Linked DNA regions of Homo sapiens: region 2 is linked to region 1. Evidence: chromatin loops called from intact Hi-C (ENCODE). Cell type or tissue: K562. All regions are shown on one strand.

Region 1 (8,000 bases):
TAACAGTGGCCTTAGAATACTGAGCTCTTTAAATTCTTGTATTTGCTTCTTTTCTGTTTCTCTCTTGTTGGGCTGTGAGAGCCTTTTTTTTTTTTTTTTTTTTTTTTTTTTTTTTTTTTTTTTGCTATTACCTATTTTCCTTTTTTTAAAGAATTTTTTATTTTCATATGTTTTTGGGGAACAGGTGATTTGGTTACATGACTAAGTTCTTCAGTGGTGATTTGTGAGATTTTGGCGCACCCATCACCCTAGGAGTATACACTCCTATTTGTTTTTCTATTGGAGTTGTTTTCCTCTCTTTTAATCTGCTAAGATAATCAAGTTAACAGAACTATATGTAGAACAGTGATCCCCAGCTATTGATTTTCAATCCAGCAATTGATTGGTTTCAAAAGAATCAACTGGAAAATTGTTAAAACTTACAGATGCCCAGACCCCATCCTTGGTGATTCTATTATCTAATTTGGCATACACGATATGCGATTCTTGTAAAAATATGTGCGTGTCTGAACAAATGTAAAAGTAGAGAAAACAGTGTAATGAACCACTACATATTCATCACCCTGCTTCAAAAATACTCAACATTTAGGCCTGGTGCGGTGGCTCAAGCCTGTAATCCCAGCACTTTGAGAGGCCGAGGCAGGCGGATCACCTGAGGTCAAGAGTTTGAGACAAGCCTGGCCAACATGGTGAAACCCCATCTCTACTAAAAATACAAAAACTAGCCAGGCGTGGTGGCCGGCACCTGTAATCCCAGCTACTTGGGAGGCTGAGGCAGGAGAATTGCTTGAACCCAGGAGGCGGAGGTTGCAGCGAGCCGAGATCCTGCCATTGCACTCCAGCCTGGGTGACAAGAGCAAGACTCTGTCTCAAACATTTTGTCAGCCTTTTTCATCTATCTGCCCCCTCCTCTTTTTTTGCACTAGAGCTGGGATTGGCAAACTGTAACCCCATAGACCACATCCAACCTGCTGCCTGTGTTTTAAAAATTGAGATATAATTAATATAACACATCATAAAACTCACTCTCTTAAAATATACAATTCAGTGGTTTTTAGCATTTTACAACATTGTGCAACCATCACCATTATCTAATTCCAGGGCATTATCATCACCCCAGAAGAAACCCCACACCCATTAGCAGTCACTCATTCTCCCCTTCCACCAGCCCCGGGCAACCACTAATCAACTTTGTCTCTCTGGCTTTATCTACTCTGGATATTTCATGTAAATGGAATTATACAATATGTGGCTTTTGGTGTCTGGCTTCTTTCACTTAGCTTAATGTTTTCAAGGTTCATCTATGTTGTAGAATGCACCAGTACTTTGTTCCTTTTCATGGTTGACCATTTCACATTTTGTTTGTTCATTCATCAGTTGGACAGTTGGGTTGTTTCCACATACATTTTCAATTCTACTGGGTATGCACCTAGGAGTGGAATTGCTAGGTCATATGGTGACTATTGTTTAGCTTTTTGAGGAACTGCCAAACTATTTCCCAAAGTGGCCACACCACTTTACATTTCCATCAGCAATGTATAAGGGTTCCGGTTTCTCCAAATTCTTGTCAATATTTGTTATTGTTTATCTTTTTGATTCTATCCATCTTAGTGGATGTGAAATGGCATCTCATTGTGTTTATTTGCATTTCCCTAATGACTAAAGAGGCTGAGCATCTTTTCATGTGCTTATTGGTCATATGTATACCTTCTTTGGAGAAATGCCTATTCAAATCTTTTGTCCAGTTTTCAATTGGGTTATTATTATTTTTGAGGCAGAGTCTCGCTCTGTTGCCCATGCTGGAGTGCAGTGGTGGGTTCTTGGCTCACTGCAACCTCCACCTCCTGGGTTCAAGTGATTCTCGTGTGTAGTCTCCAGAGTAGCTGGGATTACAGGTGTACCCCAGCAAGCCCAGCTAATTTTTGTATTTTAAGTAGATACAGGGTTTCGCCATGTTGGCCTGGCTGGTCTTGAACTCTACCCAGGCCTCCCAAAGTGCTGGGATTACCGGTGTGAGCTACCGTGCCTAGCCTATTTTTTTCAACTATTAAGTTGTAAGAATTCTTTATATGTTCTGGATACTAGACTCTTTTCAGATAAGTGATATGCAAATATTTCCTTCCATCCTATGGGCTGTGTTTTCACTTTCTATCTTGAAATAGTCCTTTAAAGCACAAAGTTTCAAATTTTAATTATTTTTTCTTTCATTGCTTGTGCTTTAGGTGGCATATCTAAGAAACCATTGCCTAATCCAAGATCATGAAGATTTACATGTGTTTTCTTATGAGTTTTATATTTTAGCTCTTACAATTAGTTCTTATGCATCTGAATTTTTAAAAAACTTATGTACTTCTAAGGTACAACTAATTTTAGAAAGTAAGAGTGAGTAGATTTTGATGGCCTCCAAGAGTTTAGAAAAAGGTATGAGCTTTGATGCACAATTTTACCCAACATATATATGTTGGATGATTGGAACTTTTTTTGGTCTACTTTAGGGTTTTTTGCTCTTTTGCAGCAGACAGCTGGGTTGTCCAGAGAGCTGATTCTGGAAAGGTGTATATTACTATTTAGGTAAATGGTCAGCTTCTAGTATCAGCAAAATAAAATACTCCAAACATGTTTAGGAGGAGCCCCTTACAGTCCCAAGTTTAAAAACACAGACTGTTATTTTAAGACATTTTCTATGTATAGAGCCCCACAGTTCTAACACAGGTATTTGGAAATGTAGAGAAAAGGAAGCAAAAATCAGCAGCTGGGACTTAGTTTCCAACCAAGGGAGGATGGCATGGATGGCTGCACTTCTTTCATTTGCAGACATAACCACAAACCATCAGTTGCTGGTTGACAGTTTGTTCTGGAGATGTGAGGCCAGTGGTTCTTAAACTTGAGCGAGCATTAGAATCACCTGGAGAGTTTATAAAAACCCAGATTCCTGACCCCCATCTGCAGAGATTCTGCTACAGGAGGCTGGGGTGGGGCCATTAATTTGCATTTCTAATAGGCTTCCAGATGCTGCTGGCCCTAAGACCACACTCTGAGTAGCACTACTTTAGATACATGGGCCAACCATCTCGCCCTGGTGCTTACCAAACATTGACCAAGCAAACATGAAGCTAGGTGACTCTCCTTGGGGATGAATATGATAATAATCTACTGAGAAATTCAAGAGGCTGTAAGTATCCCAATTTCATTAAAATTTCTAACCATTGGTGATGTCATTTCAGGTTCCAGGCTTATGCTCTTTTTCTTCTTCTTTTTTCTTTTTTTTTTAATTTTTTTATTTTTGAGACAGTTTTGCTCTGTCACCTAGGCTGGAGTGCAGTGGGGCAATATGAGCTCACTGCTTCCTCTGCCTCCCGGGTTCAAATGATTATCCTGCCTCAGCCTCCCAGATAGCTGGGATTACGGGCACATGCCACCACACCTGGCTAACTTTTGTATTTTTAGTAGAGACAGAGTTTCGCCATGTTAGCCAGGCTGGTCTCGAACTCCTGACCTCAGATGATACACCCACCTCAGCCTCCCAACGTGCTGGGATTACAGGTGTGAGCCACTGCGCCCAGCTGGCTTATGCTCTTTTTCTAAAAATTTGTCCACTTAGGAAAGTGTCTTGATTTCAATAAAATTAGCATGGATTAAATTACTTTTTTTCTTTTTTTTTTTTCTTTTGGTATTTGATCTTGCTCGATGAATGTGGACATCAGCTATGGGTTAGGAATGCTATTCAGGAACATCTAATGTGTTTGTGATAATGTATTTGACTTGTGGCCAAATGGTACTCTTGAGAGATGTGGTTGTGACTTTGACAGATTAAGCCAAAGTTAAATTCTGATGAAGTGCAAAGGAATTTTATCGGTCCCAGGATGGTTGCCAACTGTGTTGGGCAAAAGAGTGATTTTCCAAAAAGGTCCAGAGCAATCCGCATGTATTCTGTCACCTCTACTTCCAGTTTCTTCAAAGGCCAGCCAAAAGCTTCATTTTCCTACTTCCTGTCATTTCCAAAACCACAGCTTAAACCTGAAAAACAAATGGGAAGCTGTGTTCCTGCCTCTTATGATTGCTGCCACTTACAAACCAGCAAGAACAGAGCACAGCAAGCAGAGGAGAGTTCAGTCTTGCTGATGTCACATGAAGCAGAATGAGGACTCTGCTTGTTTGGCTCCTGAGTTTAAAAGATAAGTAGACAATTTATTGTTGGTAGGTTGAGAAAATTCAAGAACAGAGAGAAATCTGACAGTCTGGCCATAAGAAGAAATTTTTGCATTTATGTTCTTATAGCCATACCTGAAGTCAACTAATTACGTTTGGAGAGAAGTAGAATGCTTGCTTTAAGAAGAAAAAACAGGCTAGGGCGCGGTGGCACACACCTGTAATCCCAGCACTTTGGGAGGCCGAGGCGGGCAGATCATGAGGTCAGGAGATCAAGACCATCCTGGCTAGCATGGTGAAACCCTGTCTCTACTAAAAATACAAAAAATTAGCCGGGCGTGGTGGTGGGCACCTGTGGTCCCAGCTGCTCGGGTGGCTGAGGCAGGAAAATGGCATGAACCCGGGAGGCAGAGGTTGCAGTGAGCCGAGGTCGCGCCACTGCACTCCAGCCTGGGTGACAGAGCGAGACTCTGTCTCAAAAAAAAAAAAAAAAAAAGAAAAGAAAAAACAAATGTTCTATGTTGACCCTATCCCCAACATCCTTGCAGCAGGTCTATTGTACCTTAAGCTGTGCTCTAACTTCATTAGCAGGCTCTAGGCCTCTCTCCCAGAGATCACCCATGGGAGGGATCCAGCTTCCTTCACTCAGCAGCTCTTACACTGCTCCCAGGAGGAAGGAAGCATTTTGTTTTAAAGAGACTGCAACACAACCCAAAGGAAAGACAGTTATCTTAGTGTCCATATGTCCACAAGAGGAAAATGTGGGTGTAGCATTTTAATCCCAGTAAGTGACAATTAGTCACTAGGCTTCTAAGAAGTTTGACACTGTTATTCCTCTCCCCCTTTTCTAAATTGCAAGGGTAATACTGCATTTGCACAGAAACCATGCTAACTGGCTAGCTACTTCATTAAATTACCATATGATTCTTATTTTATGGGTACAAAACAGTTGATCTCAGTGAACCGGCAACTTAGAAACTTAGGAGGCAAATTAGAGCAATTACTAATAAATTATACATGTGGTAACTAACAATTTGTCTATCACCTAGAAATATGAGAAAAAACTGCCAGACTCCCTGGCTCTGCAATTCTGAACAAGTCTTTTCATTTTTTTCTTTTCCAAGACCAAAAGCTGTCATTATCCACACCAGTTATACCATTACTCTTGCTGCTTTCACAGAGTCCAACATTTATAATACAAAGTTAGGAGTACAACGAGTGGGATTTGCATTCTGTTTGGAACAGAGTGTTTGACTGCTTAAAATTAAAGAACTAAAAAAAAAAAAAAAAAAAAATTCCCAGAACCTCAAATCACCCCCTAAAAACCAGGAAGTGAGATTCATGTTAGCTTTCCCTAAGTAAGTTTATGGAAGAGATAATGGCAAGAGGTAGGGGCAAAGTATCTGTTCATTCATAATCACTACTGTGCTTCGTTTCTGGGCAAGGTAGTCTGATGAAATTAAAGGAAGTTCTGTGTTACAAGTCATGTGCTTTTATGGGGGAGGAGGTGAGATGAGGTCAATTAACAAGATATGATCTTTCTCTTCTCTCCCTGCTTGTCTCACCCAGGCCTCGGGTGTGCCATTCAACATGAAAGGTGTTGATGCCATTCATTAATTGAGGGTCAGATTCCTCTATCAGCATATTCCTCCCATCTGAGACTGCCTTACCTCCATCCACTTCCACCCCCAACAGGTTTCATTTTCTGCAGCTGCTGTCAAGAGCTACGTGGAGGAAGAGAGTGGTTTTAACAACTGCATGCTCAAATTTATTCTCACTGGCCTCTTGTTTGAAGGAAGTCCAATGTCTAGACCCTGGATGTTGAAACAGGATGTAAAAAAAACACCAAAAAAACCCTGTATATTTGAGAGAGTTTTGAAACCCATCCCAAATACACTCCAGCAATGGAGAAAAATTTGATTTTGGCATAATTTATATACCACATTTCTCCCCGTACCCAACAAAAGTGTATGCTAATGTCTCTATATCACATGATATATCAGTTTAAAATATTCTTTCTCTTTGCCTTTGTTCGTAGTCTCATTTCCACTTTTACTTAAAATTTTAATATCTTCTCCCCAGGTTCTTTATTTATTTTTGCTATATGCCTGAATATAAGACCTAATTCCATGTCACCAATATCTCCCTTGAGAAGCACTGATGTTAAGTAGAATAAAATGTAATCAACACTCATTGTTTCCTACCAGGACAACAGTAGGGTTTAAAACAAAACCAACCTCGTTATGAATTCCAAACGCCCTTCTAAATAACTCTGGGTGCCATTTCACAACCTGACCTGCATAGTTCCTTTAGGCTGCTGTGGGAGTTGTGACTATCCTGTGTCCACGTTTGCATGCTAGGTTGCACTAACCCAGTAAACACATTCTGTATCAGCCTGCAGTTTGTGGAGGTCCGAGCACAACGCATGGAATTCCACCTCTCTGGGGTTCCTGCCAGGTGGAGCAATCCAGAAGTATAGCTTCCACCTGTAGGGGAGGCGCCTGCAAACCTGGCAGCTCTGAGGTCACACTGCTCTTAATTCAGACCACATCTGAGCTCACCTAGCTAGATGCTAAAGCAGACAATTGCAGAAGTGCAGAGGGTGGCAGAGAGAATTTGGGGGCAATGATCCTCAACTCTCACATTCCTTTTGACTAAAATGCATTGTAATGACTCTACCTACTTCAGTAGTGCTAGGAAAGAGATGTGGATTACTGCCTCTGTGCAATGATAAAGCAGTAAGTTATCCGTATTAGTAAGAACATATATACGTTTTTGTAGTTCATCACCATCCAAATTGCCTAAGGTGATGGCCATAAAGAACATTATTTTCAGGCATAAATATAAGTTGGAGACTGAAGGATCTGTAAGAGGAATACTTTCTATCCAGAATATTAAGCAAAATCTATTTTTTTTTTTTTTTTTTTTTTTTTTTTTGAGACGGAGTCTCGCTCTGTCGCCCAGGCCGGACTGCGGACTGCAGTGGCACAATCTCGGCTCACTGCAAGCTCCACTTCCCGGGTTCACGCCATTCTCCTGCCTCAGCCTCCCGAGTAGCTGGGACTACAGGCGCCCGCCACCGCGCCCGGCTAATTTTTTGTATTTTTTAGTAGAGACGGGGTTTCACCTTGTTAGCCAGATGGTCTCGATCTCCTGACCTCATGATCCACCCGCCTCAGCCTCCCAAAGTGCTGGGATTACAGGCGTGAGCCACCGCGCCCGGCCGCAAAATCTATTTTTTAAAGTGAGGTGCCCAGAATGAAGAAAAGATGGATGGGGACCCTTCCCTCCCTCAAGCAGGTCAGATTGCTGGGAATGATGGTCCAGGCTCCTGGCCCCCATCCTTTCCTGTCAAGGCTACACCTAAGTGAGGGTAAAAAATCCTGGAGAAAACCACTGCAGGAGGCAGAAGCCTCCCCAGTGTGTCCTACTTCTGAATTCTGTTATTGGACCAAAAGAGCCCTCTGCTCTTCTCCTCCATATTTTTCACTGTTGCTCTCTGGGTAATCAGAGGCAGAGGGAAAAAAAAGTAACCTTTCCTGATACTCTTGCCCTTGTATTTTGTTCAAAACTCTCTGTTACCAAAGGAATGATTAGGAACCTCAGTTGGAGGTTCTGAAATCAAAATCATTGCGTTGATCAAAGGTAGGGCCTTTCTAGCACTGTTTGTCAGATGAACTCATTTAAAAGTGGATTTCAGGGAATCTTGACCAAGATTTCAGATCACCACACACAAGTTACGGAGACTGTGTTTACTCAGACAATAAGAAAGTACATCTCTTTCTGTAACCTAAACTCTGCTTCTTATTAAGTTTTTACATGTTCAGTCATGCTTTGAGCATTACTTTATT
Region 2 (8,000 bases), 130 kb before region 1:
AAGGAATGGAAAGAGGAGTGGGGAAAGGATTTAGGATCTATGGGGTCAGCTAGGTTTCCTTTTGTGAGTTTATATAATGGTTTTGTTAGGATGGCAAAACCAGGTATCCAAAGGCGAAAGTATCCAACCATGCCCAGGAAGGAAAGGAGTTGTTGTTTTGTAGAAGCGGTTGGGGTTTGAGAGATCAGTCGGACACGATTGGCAGGGAGAGCACGTGTGTTTTTATGAGAATTATGCCGAGATAGGTAACAGATGAGGAAGAAACTTGGGCTTGATGGAAGTAATGGGGGCTGTCTGTGAAGCTTTGCAGCAGTACAGCCTAGGTAATTTGCTGAGCTTGATGGGTGTCAGGGTCAGTCCAAGTGAAAGCGAAGAGAGGCTGGGATTAAGGGTGCAAAGGAATAGTAAAGAAAGCATGTTTGAGATCCAGAACAGAATAATGGGTTGTAGAGGCAGGTATTGAGGATAGGAGAGTTATATGGGTTTGGCACCACGGGGTGGATAGGCAAAACAATTTGGTTGATAAGGCGCAGATCCTGAACTAACTTGTAAGGCTTGTCTGGTTTTAGGACAGGTAAAATGGGGGAATTGTAAGGAGAGTTTATAAGCTTTAAAAGGCCATGCTGTAGCAGGCAAGTGATAACAGGCTTTAATCTTTTTAAAGCATGCTGCGGGATGGGATATTGGTGTTGAGTGGGGTAAGGGTGATTAGGTTTTAATGAGATGGTAAGGGGTGCATGATCGGTCGCCAAGGAGGGAGTAGAGGTGTCTTATACTTGTGGGTTAAGGTGGGGGGGGATACAAGATGAGGACGCAAAGGAGGCTTTGGATTGGGAAGAAGGGCGGCAATGAGATATAGCTGTAGTCCAGGAATAGTCAGGGAAGCAGATAATTTAGTTAAAGTGTCTCAGCCTAATAAGGGAACTGGGCAGGTGGGGATAACTAAAAAGGAGTGCTTAAAAGAGTATTGTCCAAGTTGGCACCAGAGTTGGGGAGTTTTAAGAGGTTTAGAAGCCTGGCCGTCAATACCCACAACAGTTATGGAGGCAAGGGAAACAGGCCCTTGGAAAGAAGGTAATGTGGAGTGGGTAGCCCCCGTATTGATTAAGAAGGGGACGGGCTTACCTTCCACTGTGAGAGTTACCCGAAGCTCGGCATCCGTGATGGTCTAGGGGGCTTCCGAGGCAATCAGGCAGTGTGAGTCTTCAGCCGCTAAGCCGAGAAGATCTGGGAAGGAGTCAGTCAGAGAGCCTTGGGCCAGAGTTCCAGGGGCTCTGGGAGTGGCTGCCAGGTGAGTTGAACAGTCCGATTTTCAGTGGGGTCCCACACAGACGGGACGCGGCTTAGGAGGAATCCCGGGCTGCGGGCATTCCTTGGCCCAGTGGCCAGATTTCCAGCAAGTGTAGCAAGCTCCTGTGGGAGGAGGTTCTGGAGGAACGCCTGGCCGCTGCAGTTCAGGCATTTGGAAGTTCTTATGTGCTGGAGATGTGGCTGGGGTTTGTCTCACAGTGGAGGCAAGGAATTGCAACTTTTTTCTATTATGGTACACCTTGAAGGCGAGGTTAATTAAATCCTGTTGTGGGGTTTGAGAGCCGGAATTTAATTTTTGGAGTTTTATTTAATGTCGGGAGCAGATTGGGCAATAAAATGTATTTTGAGAATAAGACGGCCTTTTGACCTTTTAGGGTCTAGGGCTGTAAAGTGTCTCAGGGTTGCTGCCAAACAAGTCATGAACTGGGCTGGATTTTTATATTCGATGAAAAAGAGCCTAAACGCTATCCGATTTGGGATAAAGAAAAAGGAGCATTAACCTTGACTGTGCTTTTAGCTCCAGCCACCTTTTTAAGAGTAAATTGCTGGGCAGGAGGGGGAGGGCTAGTCACGGAACGAAACTGAAAGCCGGACCAGGTGTGAGGAGGGGAGGTGATAAAAAGATTATAGGGTGGAGGAGCGGAGGCTGAGGAAGAATTGGCACCTAGCTCGGCCTGGCGAGGAGCAAGCAGGCTGGGGAGGAAGGGAGAGGTCAGATGGGTCTGTAGAAAAGGAAGATTAGAAAGACTCAGCGACACTTGGGGTTGGTACTGAGGGGACAGGCGGGAGGGAAAGAAGGAAGATTTGGCACGAGTTGCACTGGGCACAGAGACTAGGAAGGGACTGATGTGTAAAAGAATGCCTGGACGTCAGGCACCTCAGACCGTTTGCCTATTTTACGACAAGAATTATTTAGATTTTGCAGGATGGAAAAATTCAAAGTGCCATTTTCTGGCTATTTGGAATTACTGTCGAGTTTGTACTGGGGTCAAGCGGCATTGCAGAAAATAAGGCATTTAGGTTTTAGGTCAGGTGTGAGTTGAAGAGGTTTTAAGTTTTTGAGAACACAGGCCAAGGGAGTAGAAGGAGGAATGGAGGGTGGAAAGTTGCCCATAGTGAAGGAAGCAAGCCTAGAGAAAAGAGAGTAGAGAAACAGAGGGAAGGGGTTCGGGGGTTCTTACCTTCCAGAAAAGTGGGAAAAGGGGTTGGGGCGCAGAGATAAGAGGTCGGGGTGCGGAAATAAGGGATTGGGGCGCAGAGATATTAAGAGGTTGGGGCGCGGAAATAAGGGATTGGGGTGCAGAGATACGAGGTCGGGGCACGAAAATAAGGGATTGGGACACAGAGATAAGAGGTCGGGGTGCGGAAATAAGGGATTGGGTGCAGAGATAAGAGGTCGGGGTGCGGAAATAAGGGATTGGGACACAGAGATAAGAGGTCAGGGTGCGGAAATAAGGGATTGGGGCGCAGAGATATTAAGAGGTTGGGGCACGGAAATAAGGGATTGGGGCGCAGAGATACGAGGTCGGGGCACGGAAATAAGGGATTGGGACACAGAGATAAGAGGTCGGGGTGCGGAAATAAGGGATTGGGGCGCAGAGATATTAAGAGGTTGGGGCGCGGAAATAAGGGATTGGGGTGCAGAGATACGAGGTCGGGGCACGGAAATAAGGGATTGGGACACAGAGATAAGAGGTCGGGGTGTGGAAATAAGGGATTGGGGGTTCTTGCCCCGTAGAAAAGCGGGACTTGCCACTAAGGGTGAAGGAGAAGGGGTTGAGTGGTACTTGCCCCTCTCCCAGAAAAGCAGAGAAGGGGTAGAGACAAGGAGAGAAGGGGTTGGGGTACTTGCCCCTTCCCCAGAAAAGCGGGACTTGCCGCTAAGGGTGAAGGACAAAGGCAGGCGTCCCTGCGTGGTCTGACACCCTTGAAACGTGGGTGTATAATCAGAGAGGTGTCCCTGCAATGATTAAACACCAAGGGAAGGCTAAGGCTGCCTTCCCAGTCCGTGACTGGCGCCGGAGTTCTGGGTCCACCGATAAAACGTGTCTGCTTTGTCTCTCCCAGAAAATGAAAGGAATTGAAATTAAGAGAAGGGAGAGATTGAAGAGTGGAAAGGAGAAAGTGGTTGAGGGACAGTGAGAGAGGTTGGAGAAGAGAGTAAGAAGAGGCCGCTTACCTGATTTAAAATTGGTGAGATGTTCCTTGGGCTGGTCGGTCTGAGGACCTGAGGTCGTAGGTGGATCTTTCTCACGGAGCAAAGAACAGGAGTACAGGGGATTGATCTCCCAAGGGAGGTCCCCCAATCCGAGTCACGGCACCAAATTTCATGCACGTCTGTGTGAAGAGACCACCAAACAGGATTTGTGTGAGCAACACGGCTGTTTATTTCACCTGGGTGCAGGCGGGCTGAGTCCGAAAAGAGAGTCAGCGAAGGGAGATAAGGGTGGGGCCGTTTTATAGGATTTGGGTAGGTAAAGGAAAATTACAGTCAAAGGGGGTTTGTTCTCTGGCGGGCAGGAGTGGGGGTCACAAGGTGCTCAGTGGGGGTGCTTTCTGAGCCAGGATGAGCCAGGAAAAGGACTTTCACAAGGTAATGTCATCACTTAAGGCAAGGACCGGCCATTTACACTTCTTTTTTGGTGGAATGTCATCAGTTAAGGTGGGGCAGGGCATATTCACTTCTTTTGTGATTCTTCAGTTAGTTAAGGCCATCTGGGCTTATACGTGCAAGTCACAGGGGATGCGATGGCTTGGCTTGGGCTCAGAGGCCTGACAATCCGTGTCCCAGGGTTTTGATGGTATTGCTACAGAGGAATTTGGAAGTTTCCTGTGCCAGAGTCCCAGGACCGTTTTTGGGTCACTTTCTCACCTCGTGGTAATACAAATCTACTGTGACACTTTTACATGCATGGTTGTTCTGTTTTTCTCAAGTAGCTTCCTCATCCTGCCGAAAAGCACCGCCTCTCCCGCCGCCCCGCCCCGCCCCGCCGGTAGTTTGTTTTTGCTCTGGGCTGACAGGCAGTATTCTGGTAGTGTGAGGCTGCAGGGAGCAATGGAAGGTTCTGTGCTTTGTTCAACAATCTTCTAGGTTTCTAGGTTCACTCCCTTGCAAAGAGCTAAAGCTGTTTCCTGTCCTCAACTACCAGCCCTTAAGGCTTATATTCCAGATTTTGAATTCTTTGTGGCACCTGGACATTTCTTGTTCTTTCTTTAAAGCTTGGCTCTATTAAAACAAATTTTGTTCTATTTTCTCAATCTTGTAGTGGAAGGAGGGGTTGTCCATGTCATTTTAATCTGCTATCATACATGAGTGCATCTGTGTATATTTTTAAGAGATATGATTCTAAGTCACGTTCCTCTTGGGTTTCAATATCTTACCCATCATCCTTTTCATCATATCTTAAATTACAAAGAAATTTATTTGGATGCCCCTTCTTTTCTTGCCAAAACACATGATAAAATGAGAAAAATTGAAAAGAATCTTTAAATAATCCATACCCTCTGGATCATTGGCTTCTAAACAAAATGCAGATTTTTTCTTTTTAATTCCATTGCTTGAAGTAACAACATGGAATTTTAGGAGGTGCCACCAGAGGGGAATGTTTCTTAGGGTTCAAGCCTTTGAGTCCCTGAAGCAAGGCTCTAGTATCTGTGGTGTTTACACAGGAAAACCCAGAATTCTGAAGTTGGGACTGACTGTCCTTCCTTGTCTACCAAATTAGGGGGGGGAAATTCCATGAAAAAAAGGTATTGAAGGAAGTAGTTTTTAGAATTTTGTGTTTCTTCTATTTGGCTGCCTTACTGAAGGGGACATTCAGAGCCAGATTGATGAAAATGAGGCAAATACGTGGCAAAATACATGCAAAACTCACAGAAGTCATATTTCAAGTTCTCAGGGAGAGGCGTCACATTAGCAGTATTGAGTGGGAAGAGGAATTAACAGGGAACAGTACTGTAAATGGATGCTGCTTTGCTGTCCTGGAGGGTCAGAGTGAGGACAGAGAACAATCTTAGAGGCAGATCAGTAACCAGTTTGCCCTGGAGCCATGCATGGGACCCAGAGTGTAAAATCCCTCACTGCCTACGTCCTCCTACCCCTCACTTCCACAATAATGCATTTTCTTTCACTTTTAACAGCATGGTAAATCCTGTCCTCTCCTGACATTTCTCCAGAGACAAAATACACCTCTCAATTTAGGGACACAGCCTGCCTCAGTAGCTTAATTACTTTATAACAATAAAACACATATTCACCCAGATTTATGATGTGAGTGCTTCCTCCACCAATCTGAATTGGAATTCTCAGTTTAAATGCCAGCCAAGTTTGCTTTTAGAGAAATGCCGCTTCTGTTCCATTTTGGGTTTTTAAATACTTACTTTGGCTGTGTATTACTCCAAATGAGCTGCAGTCTGTGAAACCGGAAGATTTCTCTGCATTTATATGTCATTTTCTTAAATACTAGTGTTGTTTTTTTTTTGATGAAAAATAAATTCCTACTTGCCTTTTAAGACTTATCTTGTGACCCACTTGGCTTACAGCTGGTGGCCCTAATCCTCCCACTGTAGCATCTGCTGCTTTTCTGCATGGATCTGTCTTTGGGGGCAGACCTCACTGTGTAATTGTGATAGGGTGGAGGTCCCTTTGGTAGTGCGAGGTTTTCTTCAGTGTTTCCTGACTCAGTCTGGATAATGATTCTCAAATTGTCTGGTTTCGTCTGTTGAATACACGCGGATGTTTCCACAGCCCCTTCTAGTCCTGAGTCCCATGACTTAAGTTTAGCCACAAGTACTAGTTAAAAGTGTCCACTGTGACCAGAGGGACACAAATGTCTGACTGTGCTGAATGTGTTTCTCTGGCTTCCTAATGCAGTGGTTGAGAGTGATCTTCAGATGACCTGTTTTTTTATCTAGTTTCACAAACAGTCCCAGATCACTTGTTTTTCTCTTCTGATTTTCTCTCCATTGTCCACATTTAGGCCAAGGAGCCTCCCTCTCACACTGCCCTTTAGCGAGCAGTGTGACTGTGACCCTGGCAGTTAGTTCATTCTCTTCCTAGGACTGGGGTCATGACCCAGCCTTCCTCTTCACTGCCAGCTTTCACTCCCTTGTTACGCTGCCTCTTCCAACCAGCAGATGCCAGGAAGGGACTCAACCCAAGCTCTTTCTGGGATCATAGGGTTTTCACAGAATTTTCCTATGAACTGTTTTCCCAGCTACTGAATCAGATCATTTCTCTTTAAAAAATTTTTGTCTTGCTAAGAGGAAAATTGTTATGAAATTTGAACTCGGAAAAAAAAAATCAAGATCTGCAAACATTCATATTATGTCATAAAAGAAATAGTGAGCCTGGGTTCTATCCCGAGACATGTTGCATTTCATTACCAGGAAAAGTAATGCGTATTATTACAATCCTTCTGGGAGGGGTCCTTCCCTGGAGAAAGAAGGGCGTGGGTGCTAGAGGTGAATGCTTTGGGTCACTCAGGCAGACCTTATACCAGAAATCCCAGAGGGGACCTGAAGCTGGGCCCTTACCGGACCTTACAGCTGGGGAACACTGGGGACCCCACTGGGAGAAACCGACAGGGGCAGGGTCTGGAAACGCAGTGCTGCTCTGACATGTGGGGAGTACACACCAGCACGTGTTGGTCTCTGACACACGGGACACTTTCACTCTCACATAGGAAGGCAGAAAAGCAGCATAAGACCCATCAAGAGGAAGCAGGGTGAAAGGAAAGGGGGCAAACATTTATTGAATGTTCACTCATGCTTGAGTTGTCACATCAAACATTACCTTACAGCTCACAATACTGCATTATTAGTATTGTCCTTGTTTTGTAGATGGGATAACAGGCCCACAGGTTGTCATTTATTCACTTGTTCATTCCTTCACCAACCATTCACTGGGAGATTTAGTTTTGCCAGGCGCTACTGAGCAAGGCATCAAGAATACCAAGATGAGACAGCCAGTTCTTTTCTTGAGGAACTCAGTGTGATCACAGTTCTATTATCCTTGATGACTATGCCTATTCTGCTATCCCAGGGAGCTGTCAAAAAAAAAAATAACATAGCCAGTTTACTAATGAAAACGGTGCTATTAATTGTTGAAATGAATGGGAACAATTCCAACTGTCGGATAATCCCCAAATCCCTATTTAAAATCTCTGTTGTTTCTAATGTTCTTCAAATTAATGGCAAATGTAATAAACATTGTTTTCATGGTGAGGTTTAGAAAATGCTTTCTTGTATATTAGCTGATTTGCACCTCTCAGCGTATGAAGATGGACTTAGGAGCAGGAACAGCTCCAGCTCTTGCTCAATCTGCCTTCCTCCCACTATCGCATCGTAAGCTCTCAGATAAGGCAGAAAGCCACAGCCCTGGTAGAATGACCTTTCCTAAACTGGCTGTTTCAGGATGCACTTTCCCTGACATCAGGGAGGTAGTTAAGTGTTCTGATTTAAAACTCTCCTTTGGGGGGATAGTCACCTTTAGGTAAGCTAACACACCACCCAGCAAGTAGGTGAAAGCAGTTTGGACCCCAGTGATGCAATGTGTTACTGTATCTAGGAAGTGTTGAAAATGACCCAGAGGGTATGCAAGTACATCCAAGTTATCCTGATGGGGGTAGGGTGGGGATGCTGTGAATAACAGGAATTATTGGAACTGGTGATTCAGCTTTGATTGGAAA

The links. A loop is a pair of places that touch in the nucleus more often than their neighbours do. Peaks named below come from ENCODE experiments on the same cell type or tissue, not always from the same donor. Only the 100,000 strongest peaks of a DNase experiment are listed, where the experiment ranks them.
Region 2: a loop joins it to region 1, with 2.7 times the contacts of the local background. A loop is called at or near these places in 4 of 110 quality-filtered maps.

The regions. Positions count from the first base shown.
Region 1 is chr5:126,966,823-126,974,822 of GRCh38, forward strand. All of the region lies in intron 1 of MARCHF3 (membrane associated ring-CH-type finger 3), which reads right to left. Among named protein-coding and RNA genes, the nearest start is that of MARCHF3, 60 kb to the right of the region's middle. RefSeq lists enhancers at 5,642-5,731, 5,752-5,801. In K562, no CTCF peak of the experiment used is centred here; DNase peaks (open chromatin) are centred at 4,859 and 5,679.
Region 2 is chr5:126,841,617-126,849,616 of GRCh38, forward strand. No RefSeq gene overlaps it. Among named protein-coding and RNA genes, the nearest start is that of LMNB1, 68 kb to the left of the region's middle. RefSeq lists enhancers at 1-214, 3,697-4,666, 4,181-4,475, 5,721-6,547. In K562, a CTCF peak has its summit at 4,914 (motif pointing right); DNase peaks (open chromatin) are centred at 4,305, 4,915 and 5,915; H3K4me3 peaks cover 165 bases.